Linked DNA regions of Homo sapiens: region 1 is linked to region 2. The links are chromatin loops, found by intact Hi-C in ENCODE. Cell type or tissue: mammary epithelial cell. All regions are shown on one strand.

The links. A loop is a pair of places that touch in the nucleus more often than their neighbours do. Peaks named below come from ENCODE experiments on the same cell type or tissue, not always from the same donor. Only the 100,000 strongest peaks of a DNase experiment are listed, where the experiment ranks them.
Region 1: it touches region 2 in a loop (16-fold over the local background); 3 of 110 quality-filtered maps call a loop at or near these places.

The regions. Positions count from the first base shown.
Region 1 is chr11:101,616,310-101,624,309 of GRCh38, reverse strand. No RefSeq gene overlaps it. Among named protein-coding and RNA genes, the nearest start is that of TRPC6, 36 kb to the right of the region's middle. In mammary epithelial cell, no CTCF peak of the experiment used is centred here; DNase peaks (open chromatin) are centred at 5,419 and 6,159; H3K27ac peaks cover 1,522 bases.
Region 2 is chr11:101,453,713-101,461,712 of GRCh38, reverse strand. It overlaps TRPC6 (transient receptor potential cation channel subfamily C member 6), which reads left to right. Exons shown (of 13, transcript NM_004621.6): 11 at 6,612-6,695; 12 at 7,988-8,000. Among named protein-coding and RNA genes, the nearest start is that of MIR3920, 62 kb to the left of the region's middle. In mammary epithelial cell, a CTCF peak has its summit at 4,735 (motif pointing left); no DNase peak of the experiment used is centred here; H3K27me3 peaks cover 120 bases.

The DNA.
Region 1 (8,000 bases), 160 kb before region 2:
GAGCTAGTAAAAAATAAAACAAGATGGTAAGACCAATTTTACAGTAAATGAGCTTGTTCTGTTATAATTCATCTCTTTCTACTAAACATAGCAAAAATAAGACCTGGATAATTTTAAATATTATCTTTTAGGTACTTGCTCATTGGGTTTTTATCCCATTAAGAAAAGACAGTTCAGGGGATGGCCTAATTTCTACACTAATACAGTCAGCTTCCTACCCTAAGTATGTCCATAGCTCAGACACACTAATCCTTAGACACTAAAATATACCTACTCTCCAAAGAACATGTATTGTTGTGTAATATATTATTCTTATCAAATATATTTTTATTCCACAAATACTTATTGAGGACTAACAGTGTACTAAATAACACACTAAGCAGGGGGATCTAATGTTATAAAAGAATAAAAGCACTGAAGGAGAAAGGGAGAAGGGGAGGGAGGAATGGAACTCTTGACAGTGTCACTATTACTGAAGATTAAAATAACATAAAACCCAAAAAACATTCATTAGATTTAACATCTTGTACATTATAAGCAACTTTTGAAAAGCAGTTTCTGCAGGGCAGAGGACAAAATGTGGTGGGTTCGTATTTTCACATCAAGAGAAGGAAGTGGACACAGCAGATTCTTTGAGTTTTTTGTTTGTTTGCTTGTCTGTTTGTTTAAGTTCTGTCACCCAGGCTGGAGTGCAGTGGCACAGTCATAGCTCACTGCAGCCTCAAACTCCTGAGCTCAAGTGATTCTCCTGCCTCAGCCTCCTGAGTAGCAAGAACTACAGGCATGTGCCACCACACCAGGGTACACAGCAGGCTCTGAGTAGATTTCCGGGAACTCAATGTGAAGCAAAGGAAAAATGCAGGGCAGTGACTTGGAAGAGGAATAAAAGCAGAGAAAGAAGCTTTTTTACAGATGTGAAATAATTGATCTTATATGCTGAGAGGAAGAAAACAACTACTAGAGAGGAAAATGCAGAAAATACAGGAGAATGAGGAGATAAATGAGGCAGCCTGGGATGGGACTGTGAAGATAGGGGTTGAGGATGGGTTTCAACAACAACCAGAGTAATAGCAATAATGATAATTAATAAGCATTGATCTCTATGTGCTATACCTGCCTAAGGATTATATATGTTATTTAACCTCCCCCATAACATTGTTAGATGTATATAATTATTATCCCATATTTTAATGGTAGCTTAGGAAAGTGAGACACAAAGAGGAGTAGTGTAGATGCCAGGCAAGTTTTTAGGTGGAGAAAGAAGTTGAGATGTTTGCTTTGGTGGGCCTCACTTTGGTCTGTAAGGCAGAAGGTGAGTAAATCTGCTGAGAATGAGGAGGAAGCTGATACAGCTTGTGAATTGTGAAGGCTGGAAATGGTTGTGAAGGAAACTGGAAATCATATGAGACTTCCTTAGTAGGTCTGAAGAAATTAGGTTCAAGATCATGGATTTTCATAATTCCAATCAACTTAATTGTACAATTTGCTCTAGGAGCAGAGGAGGAGCTCCCAGGAGCAGAGGAGGTAGACACAGTGTTGACACCAGGATCACAGTCTTTCTCTGTAGCTCCAAGAGCTTCTAGCATCTTGAGGACATCAGTGTCCACATGATGGCCATAAAGTATCCCATTGTTAAAGTTCCTTGACCCTCTCCATTCCAATGACCTTCCTTCTCACTCCATTTCATCCGCTCATTTCAAGGACATTTCATGGACTTGTTATAAACCTTATTTGTGCAATATACGTTCGGAGACCTCATTAAAACTAGCAGTACTTAAGTCCTCCATCTTTTCCCAAGCTATGAGATTCTTCCTATCCGGCCCAGATCCATACTTTCATCATTTTAATTATTTATTTGTAACTTTCTTTTCTTTTCTTTTCTTTCTCTTTCTTTCTCTTTCTTTCTTTTCTTTCTTTCTCTTTCTTTCTTTCCTTTCTTTCTTTTTCTCTTTCTTTCTTTCTTTCTTTCTTTCTTTTATTCTTTCTCACTCTTCTATCTATCTATCTATCTATCATCTATCATCTATCAGTCTATCTGTTTAGAGACAGAGCCTTGCTTTGTCACCCAGGCTGGAGCACAGTTGGACAATTATAGTTCACTGTAGTCTCGAAACCTCCTGCTTTGGCTTCCTGAGTAGCTAGGACTGACTACAGGCATGGCATGTGCCACCATGCCCAGATAATTTTTTTTGGAGGGATGGGGACTTGCTATGTTGCCCAGGCTGATTTTGAACTCCTGGCCTCAAGCAATCCTCCCACTTTAGCCTCCCAAAGTGCTGGGATTACAGGTGTGAGCCACTGCACTCGGCCTTAATCATTTATTGATACTGTCCAAACTACTGCCTCCCTATTTGTATGTCCTTGCACATGCTCCTCTCTTTGTCTAGTACATAGTTTTCTGCTTTCTTTGTCCGGAAAAAGCTGTCCTATATGTCATATGTAGCATATGTCTTATTCGTTCTCTAGGAAACCTTCCTTGGCTCCTCTCATCCCTAAGGATTTTTTAGTTATGTATCTCCCATAGGCTTCCTCCTGGAGCACTCTGCATGACTCCTCCAGTTTATTTTCTGGTCTCCCATACAGTTAAATCACGAGGCTCTTGAAGCCAGAGATTCTGTTTTTGTTTAATGTCTATGTGCATATAATTTACCATAGTGACTTAAATAGAGCAATTGCTTAATAAACCCTTGAAAGATATAATCAATTTCTTTTTAATATTAATTCAATACTACATAAATGTTCTTCCACTCATCATTTCCCAAGAACATGAAAATAAAATTCTGAATACAGACACACATTCACTGTCTAAGAATTTAATGAGGTTAGACTGATATATACTAATTTTCAGTAATATACACAAGCATTCAGAAGTCTTGATGCTATGTTTATCCTTTTATTATTTCTTAGACACTGATGCATCACATGCTATTCCTAAGAAAGTATCTCAATATTAACATGAGTGATATTAGCACTGAGGGGCTGACAAAGTTACTATACTTTAAGGAAAATATTTTTTAAAAGGGAATACATTTTGTATTTCAAAGCTTTGTGCTATTTTTACAACCACAGAGAAATTAAATGAGATCTGATAGGGCCTAGCTTTATTACTTGTATTACGCTTCATTACTTGCATCTTGGAGTAGCTCAAATCTGTCCTCACTGGAGATAGAATATTATTTTTATTTTGATATGTAAAAATAGTGATAAACAGTTTATCTTTAAAAGTTTGAAGAGTTATATATGTTTTTAAAACACTGGAGAGTTATGTAGAATTTCTAAGACAAAAGTAACAGAATAGGAGGAATGATCTTGTGTAAAAGTGTTGAGAAGGTTATGATGCATCATCCAAATATGGAAGTTTATGATGAAGCCACCCAATATTCCTCTGCTTCCCTCCATGACAGCTCATAAGATGGAGCACCTCTTGTTATTTCAAGCCAAGGGCCTTGTCTAACACTCTCCTCCAACGCTTAGCTCATGGCTTGCCTCCTTCAGGAAGACTTACTGGACACTTTGGTTAATTTAAATTCCCCTTTTCTGTGATCTCGCGGGACCCAGACATTACTTTATCTATCCAAGCACCCAGAGCTCTGTATTTTGATTTTAGTGTATTTATTGGTTTCCCTCCTAGACCATAAGCTTCTTTAGGTCATGGATCATGTCTTATCTGATTGTTCATCCCCTCTCTTTCTTAACAGAGAGCTTGGCACAGAGTAACTGCTGAATAAATATTGATGGTTGAATGGATGGATACATGGATGCATGAGATGAATAAGTACAAAATACTAGATCTTTGCCTCTTTCCCTGCTTGTAATGCAGACAGGGTATATGTTGGAGCTAGAGAGTGGAATATGGGAGATTTGTGGTTAAGAGTGTCTCTCTTTTCTCTTACCACCAGTTGTTTTTCATGAGATTTATACTTCCCATATATAGTAAACTTCCTAAAGCAATTAGCTCTACTGTTCAATTCCATCCTGCAAAGATCACATATCCATCAGTCTATGCACAGAGCTCACAGAGAGATAACCGTTTTGACACAAAAAAATCCAATTCTAATGTCACTGAGCTGCCTGCAGATGTCACTCAGAGATAAAGCCCGTGTCTCTGTACCTGTCTTTCTTCATTCTGGGCCACTGTCTCTTTAGGTAAATAAAGAGGAAGAGATGAGGATTCTGTTGCCTGTTATGTGCCAGGCCTTATTCTAAGTGTTTTACTTTGTGTCATCTCATCTCGCCTTCACACAGTACTGCAATACAGGTACAATTTGTAGATAAGAAAACTGGGGGCTAGCTACATTCATTAGAAGCAATGGGACCCATTGAAAAGTGCACCAGCTTTAGATTTAAGCATTGACCTAACCATGTGCCAAGATATTACCTTAGACAAGCCATTTACCTTTCCTAACATTCAGTTTTTTAGTCTGTAAATGTCAATAATAAATGCTTTCTTTAGAGAGTGGTCATAAGAGTTAAAGCAACTAGCACAGTGTTAGGCACATAGTGTTAAACAGATCTACTTTATTATACAAATAGTCTAATATCATTCTAGTCAATAGTAAAATTAACTCCAGTTTCGGAAGCCCATGTCCCCAGCCTGCCACAACTTCATCTTGAGACAGGAATACTGGGTGGTCACAGAAGCGAGAAAATGTCAAGCAGCAATTTCATATGGCAGCAAGAAAGGAGCTGTTAAAATTAGCTACAGGCTGGGTGCGTTGGGCCTGTAATCCCAGCACTTTGAGAGACCAAGGTGGGCATTTCACGAGGTCAAGAGATCAAGACCATCCTGGCCAACATGGTGAAACCTTGTCTCTACTAAAAATACAAAAAAATTAGCTGGTCATGATGGTGTGCACCCATAATCCCAGCTACTTGGGAGGCTGAGGCTTGAGAATTGCTGGAGCCGGGAGGCAGAGGTTGCAGTAAGCCGAGATCACGCCACTGCACTCCAGCCTGGTGACACAGCAAGAGTCCATCTAAAAAAAAAAAAAAAAAAAAAATTAGCTTCAATGACAAGGATGAGCCTAGGCTGATAAGACCCTAACAGAAAGGATATGGGATAACCTGGTTGAAACTGGCTAAGTCCAACATGGTGGTGGATTTGACCCATGCCCTATCCAGACCTAATTATATGCTCATTACCATACTAAATTACACACCCACCAGCACCACAACAGATCCGAGCAAGCCCATAAAAATAGGTGCCACCCCAATTCTAAGAAATCACCACCTTTTTTTCCTAGAAAACCTCATGATTATTCCACCCCCTAATTGAGAGGAGCACATTAGAATAGAAAATTCCTTTGTGTGTGACTTGTTCTCATGAGCATGCCTGCACTTCTCTCTTACGTGTGTACTTTCTCTTCACAATACAAGCTTCTTGTCTTTCGCATCATTCTGACTCATTCCCAAATCCTTTCTTGTGATGGTGTCAAGAACCTGGATACTGGCTGGGGCTAGGGTTTCACTAGCATCTGGGGACCTTCCTGAGCCCTCCAACAATAAGCTGACCTCATCAACCACACCATGACCAATACTGAACACATTTCCCATTGGGGCCACTTGTTATAAGGGAAAGCAGAGAGAATTTAGAATCTGAGGACATGTGAGTGTCATCTCTGGCACTTAACCTGGTCTTGGGCAGGTGATTAAAGTTCTGTAAGTTTCTGTTTTCTCATCTGTAAGATGGTGATAATACAATGATACAATGAGATAATTTATGAAACACATTTGTAATAATATGTTAGTGTCCTCCAAAGATTACTATTACTAGTATCACTACTTCTATATTTAGTACTTATTCTTCTACAATCATGCTGAGTTTTCTACACATTATCTCATTTAAACCTCACAAAATGCTTGATGTACTGACATTTGTCATACAGTAATTACAGCTGGAGAAATTAAAGCTTAGGGAGTTTAAGTCACTTTCTCAAGGTAAAAAAGCCATTAAGTGGCTGAGTTGGGATTTCAACATATGTCTTCATACTCCATGACCTAAAAATGCTACTGTATGGCCTGTAACGTGGCACAGAAAGTCCCTATTCAAACTAGTTTACCATGTGATATGATGGCAGCAGTTAATTGTATCATGTAACTGAATGTTTAATACCTGTAAGAAGGCATTTGAAAATTTTCTCTATGATTCATTCTCAAATTACTTCCTTCTGAATTAGTAGGAGCTGTGGGTAGTTCTGCACATCTTGCCATTACTCATCCTGGAAGATCTATTGCTAAGACAGAAGGAGAGGAAATGTTACATACATTTCCAGAGTACTGAGGGCTCAGGCATTGATGAAGATGAGCCAGTCAGATGGGAGTGGGTCCCTGGCAAACTCCTACTGGCCTGCGCGCTGGGAGGAATGCTCACTGAGGTGGATCCTTGGGAAGTTTGCCCCGTCTGCAGCTGGGAGGAGCCTGGCCCCTCCTCTTACGGTGTGTGGAACCTGGAATTCAAACTGCTGGAGGGAAGCACTCTAACGGGACCCTGGCCTTGTGGAGAGTCTCTGTTTCCCCCTTTTCTTCCTTTTCACCCAATAAAACCCTGCTTTACTCACCCTTCAAACTGTCTATGAGCCTAAATTTTCATGGCCATGCGATGGACAAGGACCCTGTCTTCAGCTGAACTAAGGAAAAATCCTGCAACAAAGGCAGTGCCAGGTACTGAAGAGAGCTCCTGGTTTGATTCACACACTAGAAACCAGCTTTGCCATCTTGCAGCTTTAGCAGGAAAGCATTCTATACCTCATTTCCCTCATTCATAAAATGGGAACAATTATACTTCAATTACTTCGTTAACCTGAAAGCACAAAAGGTGATTCAAAAGCCAAAGATTTCCAAGAAGATAACTAGAAAGGCAGGGCAAGTCTGCAAGCCTTTGCCAGACAGATAGCGTTAAAAAAAATCACCCCTCAGTGTGAGACACTTTATGATCCAAATATCCAAGTTGAACTGGGATTTGTTTCATGAGAAGCAGTGGAGCCAATATGAAGGGGAAAACACAATCGCAAATATGTTGTAATCTGAAGAATGTGATTAAAGAGCAATATTTGTTACTCAAAAGCCCCCACAAAGTGTGGCGTACTTGTGAAATACCCATAAATGAGTACCCTCTGTCGGGATGAGACACTATAGGACAAGTTTTAGCTTCATCAGCATGTCAGTGCTTATGAGCCCAAGTAAGTTTCATTGCATGATGGAGCTGCTGCCTTGCAGAGTGCAGGGCAGGGAAAAAGCTTTCTGAGAAAGAGACTTCAGTCCCCTTGCTGTAAGTCAAGGTTCGCAAAGGAACATCTCAAATCACTCCTAGGTCTGCCTACAGGGAGAGGTGAGTGGACATTAAGGCTTTCAGATATTTCTGGGCTGTGAGGCAGGCACTTTTCATGGTTTCTCAACAGCTTCCCATGTTGCTTACCACAGGAGAAGAATGTGCTTGTTCTACGTCTTTTATTGCTGTGACAGTTGTTTTTTCCACGGCTAACACCAGTTCTTTTGTGCATTTTAGTAAGCATGAGCCTGGTTCCCAGGATCTGACCACCTTGAGGCATTGACCCAATTATGTCTCTGAGCCTTCACAGAAAAGGGCTACATCCAGTCGCATTTTCTCAGAAGGTGCTGCTTCCCCATGCATATAGGCACACTCTCACACTCAGAGCATGCCCATTTTAGATGAAAGAAATAAACGTAGTTAGAGACCTGCTTGCCTGCCATGGAAGGGAATCTTGGACACTAAGATCGGCATGTGATTTCCTATAAAATTACAAGAGAATGTGCTCTTCCAAAAAGAAATGTAGTCTTTTTTTTTTTTTTTTTTTTGCCTGAGGCAGGTCATGGAAAGTGACTGATACCAACATTTGCCATCATCCCTTTTTTGTGACCTTGCTCCCACTTCCTGATTCCTCAGATCTGTGTGAACCAGACTGAAGCTCAGTAGTGCAATAAAACTTTATGCCATAAAATTCAAAATTCATCTGAATATTTTAGTCCAAGTTAGTCATTTT
Region 2 (8,000 bases):
GAAAGAAAGAATGCGTGAATGTACAGAAGGAAAGGTGTACAGACAGAAAGATAAAGGGGAAAATGTTACTGAAAGAATATGAAATAGCTTACCTCCAAAAGGTATTCAACTCAAAACGTTTTATTTTTATTTCATTTTAGTTTTTGAGACAGGGTCTCTATCACCCAGGCTGGAGTGCACTGGTGCCATCATGGCTTGCTGCAGCCTGGACCTCCCAGGCTCAGGTGATCCTCCCACCTCAACCTCCCAAATAGCTGGGAGTGCAGGTGAGCACCACCACGCCTGGCTAATTTTTAGTATTTTCTGTAGAGATGGGGTTTCGCCATGTTGCCCAGGCTAGTGTTGAACTCAAACTCCTGGACTCAAGTGATCCACCTACCTCAGCCTCCCAAAGTGCTGGGATTACAGGCATCAGCCACCGTGCCTGGCCCAAACAATTTTATAATTTGCTAGGACATTTTAGTAAATTCTTTTGTTTGTGTGAAGTAAATTATCTGCACATATCACATAAGAAAACTGGAGTAAGGTGAAATGATTTAATTTCTCAAAGCCTTCCCTAGTTAGTGGATATATTCAGAAAAGAATTCAGTCATTCCTGGTGACATATTGTGTGGTCCCAATCATTTTTAACATGTGTACCAAGCACTATATAATTAAGTCTATCTTACCAGTTTAACTTCACTCTATGTATTTTAAATATTGAAATGCTTAAAGGAAAAAGAAAGGGGTGACATTTCAGCTAGTAATGTTATTGTTGTGTTATAATTGACAATATGGCCCATTATGTTTTCTTACGGATAAGAGGTTATGAATTATTAGTCTCAAGAATAACAGTGTCCCTCTCCAAAACCTAAATATTCATAGCAACCCTTGGGGTTGACATATACAGGCAACTGACTTCTTTTTTATATTTATTTTCATTGTTATAAAATATATATAGCATAAAATTTACCATTTTAACCATTTTTAAGCATATAGTTCAGGAGCATTAAGTGCATTCACAATGCAGACTTCTGATTCTTAATTGAATATTCCAAGGAGATGGTTATGGCTCTTTTCCTTTCCACCTAACTCCCATTTATGATCTACAAAATGTGTGATATGACAAAATTGTTTTACAGTTTTGCAAAGGGCATTTCAATTAAATATCACACACATACACAGTCCACCCTCCATGTCCATATGTTCTGCATTCACAGATTCAACCAACTACAGGTCAAAAATATTAAATAAAAACATCAAAAATAATATGATCATAAGAATAATACAAATTTAAAAAACAGTAGAGTATAACAATATTTATCAGTTACATAAAATTATATCGAGCATTGTAAGTACTAGAGATGATTTAAGTTATACCAGTGGCTATGAGTAAGTAAGTTATATGGAAATAGTACACCATTTTTTATAAGGGGTCTGGGCATCAGTGGATTTTGGTGTGCTCAGAAGGAGGGTCTTGGAACCAATCCCCCATGGATACCAAGGGGTACATGTACTGACTTCATATAATATACAGTTGACTACGTATAACATATATAATGGATTAATATGAAGATATAAAATTCACCATGTTTGATCAATATTTTATATTCACTGCTTTTCCTTCCTTATCAAAACTGCACTTTGGAAATTGATAGAGTAACAGTATTGAACTAAGTACTCAGAAGATTGAGATCTTATAATAAGTGTACATCTCTGCCCCTTCAGCAATTCATTTAACTTCTCTGAACCTTAGTTTCCTCATCTATAAAACAGAAATAATCAAGTTGTACAACCCATCACACAAGCATATTGGAAAGATTAAATTGGTACTTTGAAAATCGTAAACACTACGCAAATGTAATATACTCATATTATAAAGAAATGGCTCTTGTTGTTATTTGGTTTTAAAAATCTCAATAAATTTTTTGCAAAGATAGGTCAGTGTAATTGGCTCTTATATTTTTCCAGTAAGAAAATACTCATCCTGAAAGCATGAAGGATGTATAATAAGTCACTGGACAGATAAGAGAAAAATTAAAATAAAATCAAAATGCCTTTTCTTTATGATAGAAAATATGGTATCTATCAAATGAAATAATTTTATTTTCCCTGTAGCTTCTCTAAAAATGTGGAAAATTAAAATTTAACCATCAGCAAAATGTATATTATATATTGTAAATGAGAGTTACACTTTTCAATAACACATATTTTAATCATAGCTTAAAACAAACTGTTTAGTATTTTAGAAATACTAAACCTGTGATGTCTGACCTCAGTTGTGAAGTCTGGAATAAAATGTTGATTCCACTGTCAGTTTAACAATCTAGAGAGCCTTTTGTGTAAGTGTGTCTTCTGGCAGCTACAGAGATGTGCCGTTCCCTGTTGGGCTGACTGACTTTCCCAGACAATCGTCTTACCTCTCCCCCTTTCACAGGTGAGCAGAGCCTCACAGTGGAGAGGATTTCTCCGCCTTCTCCCGTTCCACTTCCCTTTATCTCTCATAGGTATAATCCTGGGTACATCTCATACTTCCAACTCAGTCTTGGCATTTGATTCTTGGAGGCTTAAATCAACACAAGTATCTCTTTTCCCCTGCCATATGAGCTTGTGGTGAACAAAACTTGAGACACATTTCACATGGCTTGGTTTTACGACATACATTAAACTGTATTCCTGAGAAGATTTTTTAAGGCAATCATTTATATTTCAAATAATTTTTGCCCATTGCTAATGAGATGGTTTGGCCCTAGTGTATGCATACTAAGAAAAACTCTCATGGTTCATTCTTTCCTACCCAACTCATATGGCTTATGCTTAATCTTTTTCATAACATCTATATCTAAGATGGTAAGTGAATTTCTGATTCACTCAGGTCTTCTCTCTCTGACCTCTTGAATTTTAAAGTATTTAGTTAGCTGCACAAACACTGCCTTCACATCTGCTCCAGGTGCACCATAGATGTCAGTAGGATGAACCATATATAAAAATACATTTTGAAACAAGGTAAGCATACTTATTCATTATCTCTGACCGTATCCTTTAACTCTAAAGGTCACTGACTGGTGGTTGCTAGCATTAGCTTTTCAGATAATAAGCAGACCTATTCATTATCTTCAGTCATATCCTTTAACTCTAAAGGTCACTGAGTTTGGTGGTTGCTAGCATTAGCTGTTCAGATGTACAGTCTGAAAGGATAGCATAAATTAAAAGTTGATCTCTTCCATAGTCTATTACATGTGTAAACCTCAAAATGCCAGATAACTTCTTGAATAACTGCCCTGTTCCACCTTCTGAACAGATCACATTCCAGTTGTCGTCTTAGGGCAGGTTTTTAAACCATGTAGGGTAGAGCTTAGGAGGTTATAATGCTCATCTGAATGCGTGAATCACTGACTATTTCATTCCCTGAAGGACTTAGTCATGGACTTGGGCACATCAGTAAAAAGTAATATTTGGCAAAATATCTCTAGGATGAATTGACTACAGACAGTCCCAGACTTACCGGAGTTCAACTTCATGATTTTTCACCTTTATGATGGTGTGAAAGCAATATGTGTTCAGTAGAAACTGTACTTCAAAGTTTGAATGTTGATTCAAATTTTGTATAATAACTTTAATATAAAATAGGTTTTGTGCTAGATGCTTTTGCCCAACTGTAAGCTAAGGAAAGTGTTCTGAGTATGGTTAAGGTCAGCTAGGCTAAGTTATGATGTTCAGTAGTTAGGTGTATTAAGTGCATTTTCAACTTACTTACAATGGATTTATCATGACGTAACCCCATCATAAGTAAAGGGGTATGTGTAGATTAAAGTTAACCATGAAATAGACCTAAAGCCACATAGTAGATATTTATCTTTCTGTAAAATAATAGCTCTTGACAATTATAGAATGTCCAGTGTATTTCAAACTATATATTCTCTATACCCCATCTCTTTAATTCTTGCAATAGCTCTGGAAGGTAGGTAATATTATTTTCCCTATTCTGTATCTGAGGATCCCAAGGATATAGAGGTGAAATGATTTGCCTCAAGTCCCATTTCAAACAAGTGACAGAGCCTGAATTTGAACCAACATCCACTTGATTCAGAGCAATATGTTTATAAGCACTGTATAACACAGCTTCATTTCATATCTGCATTCACTGCTGACTGAATATATTGTCCATACCTTTTCAGTTCATTGCTCTGTTCCCAGCTGCAGGACATTTACTGCTTGTGGGAAATAGGTGACTCCATGAACTGTTCCTGTATCCAGCAATATAAGAAACTTTAAAGACTTAAAATTACTTGTTCTTTTTAACGAATTAGAAACAAGTTATTAGTATTGCTCACTCTAATCCTAAAATGAACCTACAAGATGAGAAATGTTAATATCAAACTAATTATTAGGAAATGAAAAAGAAAATGAATAAAGAATGCATAAAATGTGGTAGAAGGTATTAACAAAGGGGGCAGGCAGTGGTTCATTCAGAATTGGAGAGAGTGTTTATTTCCATATTAGGAACAAAGCTTGCATCCAGTCCTTCTTGCTTGTAGTCAACAAGCTTCCCACTTCCAACCTCTATGACAGTATACATGTTGGCACCATCTATAAATACCCAAATCCCTAAGCTTTAAATACTATTCAATTTTCAAATTGAATTTTCTTTTATGTACAAACGTGTTGCAGACTTGGATTTCCAGACATTAAATAATTGTACATGGAAACAATTATATATTAGGATTTTCTGCCACCAAGTGGTAATAATACTTCCTTGCACCATTGGATAGGTTTACTCTTCTCTGTATCATTAAGTTTTTTATGAAATATTTACTGAATTTCTATGATGTATTAGAAACTGACTAGAATTTTTTTCTGAAAATAAAATATGTTATATATGCATCCAAAACTTGGTATTTAATACTTAGAAAAAAACTAGACCCATAAAAATGCTTCATGTGAGTTTATATTTAGTTTTATGCCATTTAACTATACCAGTGATTCTCACCCAGGGGTGATTGTGCCCTCCACTCCTAATCTGGTGCCTTTGATAATACCTACAGATATGTTTGGTTGGCACAATAGGGGGTGGTGGGAGCTGTGACTGGCATCTAGTCTGTAGATTAGAGGCCAGGGGTGCTGCTAAGCATTCCATAATGCACAGGAGACCACCTACACCAAAGAATTATCTAGCCCAAAATGTCAATGGTGAGTTAATGAATAGATGGTAAATAAATCAGAGACATGATGGTTATGAGCCTGCCCTTACCTGCATGCTTTATCATAATGGGCTTAGTGGGAGCTTCACACTGGTCTTCACCTTTTATGATGTTCTTAAGGCATAAATCATAGTTTCAAAGCCAGGGTTCCCATTATATTATTTAAGATGTTATGTGGAAGTTTTTATGCATTTCACAAATTCATAAATTAGTGGGGCTTGAATGATAGAAACTAGGTAGACCACTTCCTTCATTGTCAGACAAGGTTATAGAAAGTTGAAGCATCTTGCCTCTGTTCCATGGCTAGCTTGTGGCAAAGCCAGATGGTATTTATCCTTGAGGTTCCCTTCAAGTGCTCGTTTTGGGAACCTAAACTGCCTCTCTTTGGTTAATTTGATGAATTATGTAATTTATCAGAGTGGTTTTAAAATTCAGTATAAGTAAAATTATATGGACACTAAAATTTTTAGAGTGAGTAAAAGAAAAAGGAAATAATAGATACATGAAAAATGATGCTATTTTCAAATTTATATATTGTTTATTATTAATCTTATCAATCTTGCCATATTTTTCATAATTGAGCTGTTACCATAACTCAGCTATACCATAATTGCTTATGTTCATTTATACACAGAGCCTAGCACAGCACCTTACATTTTGAGGACCCTCAATATATACTTGAATATATAGATGAATGTCTGAGTAGCTGTTTTAATTCAGTATGTGGCTATTTAAAGTATCAAAGCAAAGCACTGAAGTGAATGCAAGGATTTTAATTCAGAAAATGCATTAAAGAGGTTTTAAATCATCCTCTTAGCATGTTAATAAGGTATGCTTTATTGCAGATTGCTTTAATTTTTTGTTATTTGCCTATTTGGGTTAATGTATTTTAATTTGAAAAGTGCTGCCCAAATGGGATAGTATACAGTACCTAAAATTCAAACATTAATTAGAGCTTTTTTTGAAACTGAATTCTGCTCCACCACAGTCTTACCCTGGTGTTTCTGCAGGATCCACATCAGACCCTGCTTCAGGTGTGGATGTCTTAGTTAATCAGGTGGCACTGTTGATCCCCCATCAATGGACTTCTGAGATCACCACCATTATTTCCTCAATTTGTTTGACTCTTTCTCTACCATGCATTCATCTGTGAGAAGGTTAACGCGTGATTCTCATGACAACGTGATTGGCAGCCACAAAGTCTAAGAGACTCCTCAGACAACCTCTAACAAACAGCCATTAACAAACTGAACACACCTAAAATGTCACTGATTTGTCTTGGAAGACAGAATACTAAGCAAGATAAATGGCACTATACATATAGATAATTTGTGTATGTAAGACTATTAGTTCATTAGATAACTAATCTCACTACTTTATTTAAAAGAAAATGTAAGTAGGAATCCATTTCTAAATCTTTTCAAATTACAGGTTGGGCACAATAAACAACCAAGTATAAGGAGCTCAGAAGATTTCCATCTAAATAGTTTCAATAATCCTCCAAGACAATATCAGGTAAGCATGGATTTTTAAAGGAATAAAACTAGTTACTTGTAATATTTAGGTTCTTGAACTATGTGATTCTTTAAAGTATCAGGATATTTTTCTCAATATCAAATAATGCATTAATTCAATAAATATTTATTAATTACCATGTACCAGGCATTTTGTAAGTGACAGAGATATATAAGTTAAAAAAAATAAAGTATTGGAATCACAGATCTGAAAGTCTCCATTAAAAAAGAGAGTGTTCATTGAAAAGGCAAACCTTACAAAAAACATAAAGACGACAGTAAAATTCATGTCAGATTCCACCAGTGAGAAACAAAGTCTGCTTGCTTTTGGTGAAAATTCTGCCAGATGATTATATGCCTATATGTGCATAATTTTACATATATTTTAATATTATTATAAAATGCATATATAATACTATATAAATCAGCTAATACTTATATAATGAGTAATAGTTTTTAGCTTGTGATTTTCTCTCCACAAAATATATATTCCTATTAATTTCAGTGAATGTATCATATTCCTTCATACAAATATATAATTTACTAAAAATAATTCCTTACTGATGAACATTTAAAGTTTCATTTTTGTCTATTATATAACTAGTTCTATGAACATACTTGTTAATGTACTAAATCATATCTTTAGAATAGATTCTTGAAGGTAGAGTTTTACTATCTACCATTTAACCTTGGCTTAGGTGTAAAATTTTATTTAGTTCTATATCCATCAAGACTTTCTGAGCACCCACTAAGACTCCTTCTTTTTATGAAAAATATATAATAAAAGCAATGTTTGCATGATAGAAGCCCAGGTACTTGAAAAATATATTACATTGAAACTAGCATTCCTAAATTAATAGAAAGTTTAAAATAAAAATTGGTTCCATTTTTTGGTGGGTCAGACGTGGGGCTTAAATGAGCAGACATTAGCTTAATTTCCCATTTCCACGAGCAGTAGTGTACATCTTTTACCTACCCCACTGAAAGACTGTCTTACTCTAATACTTTTCAAATAAAATACAAGCAATGGACATAAAGGATTTCATACTTGCTCTAAACATTCTTTTCTAAGAACTCACTTTTGAGTCATTAGCCTAGGTGATGTGAAAACTGCTTTAAAAAGGAAAGCAAAATGTAGAGATCGCCTGCATCCTGGCTGAATCATCTTAGTCCTTGACAGCCATCACTTCCAAAGGGCTCACTACAGGGAGGAAGACTCTGAAACTTGTTCCAAATGAGAGATTTGTCATGAACCTGAAACTGACATAGATTTCTCCTTTCTCTGTTTTCTAGAAAATAATGAAAA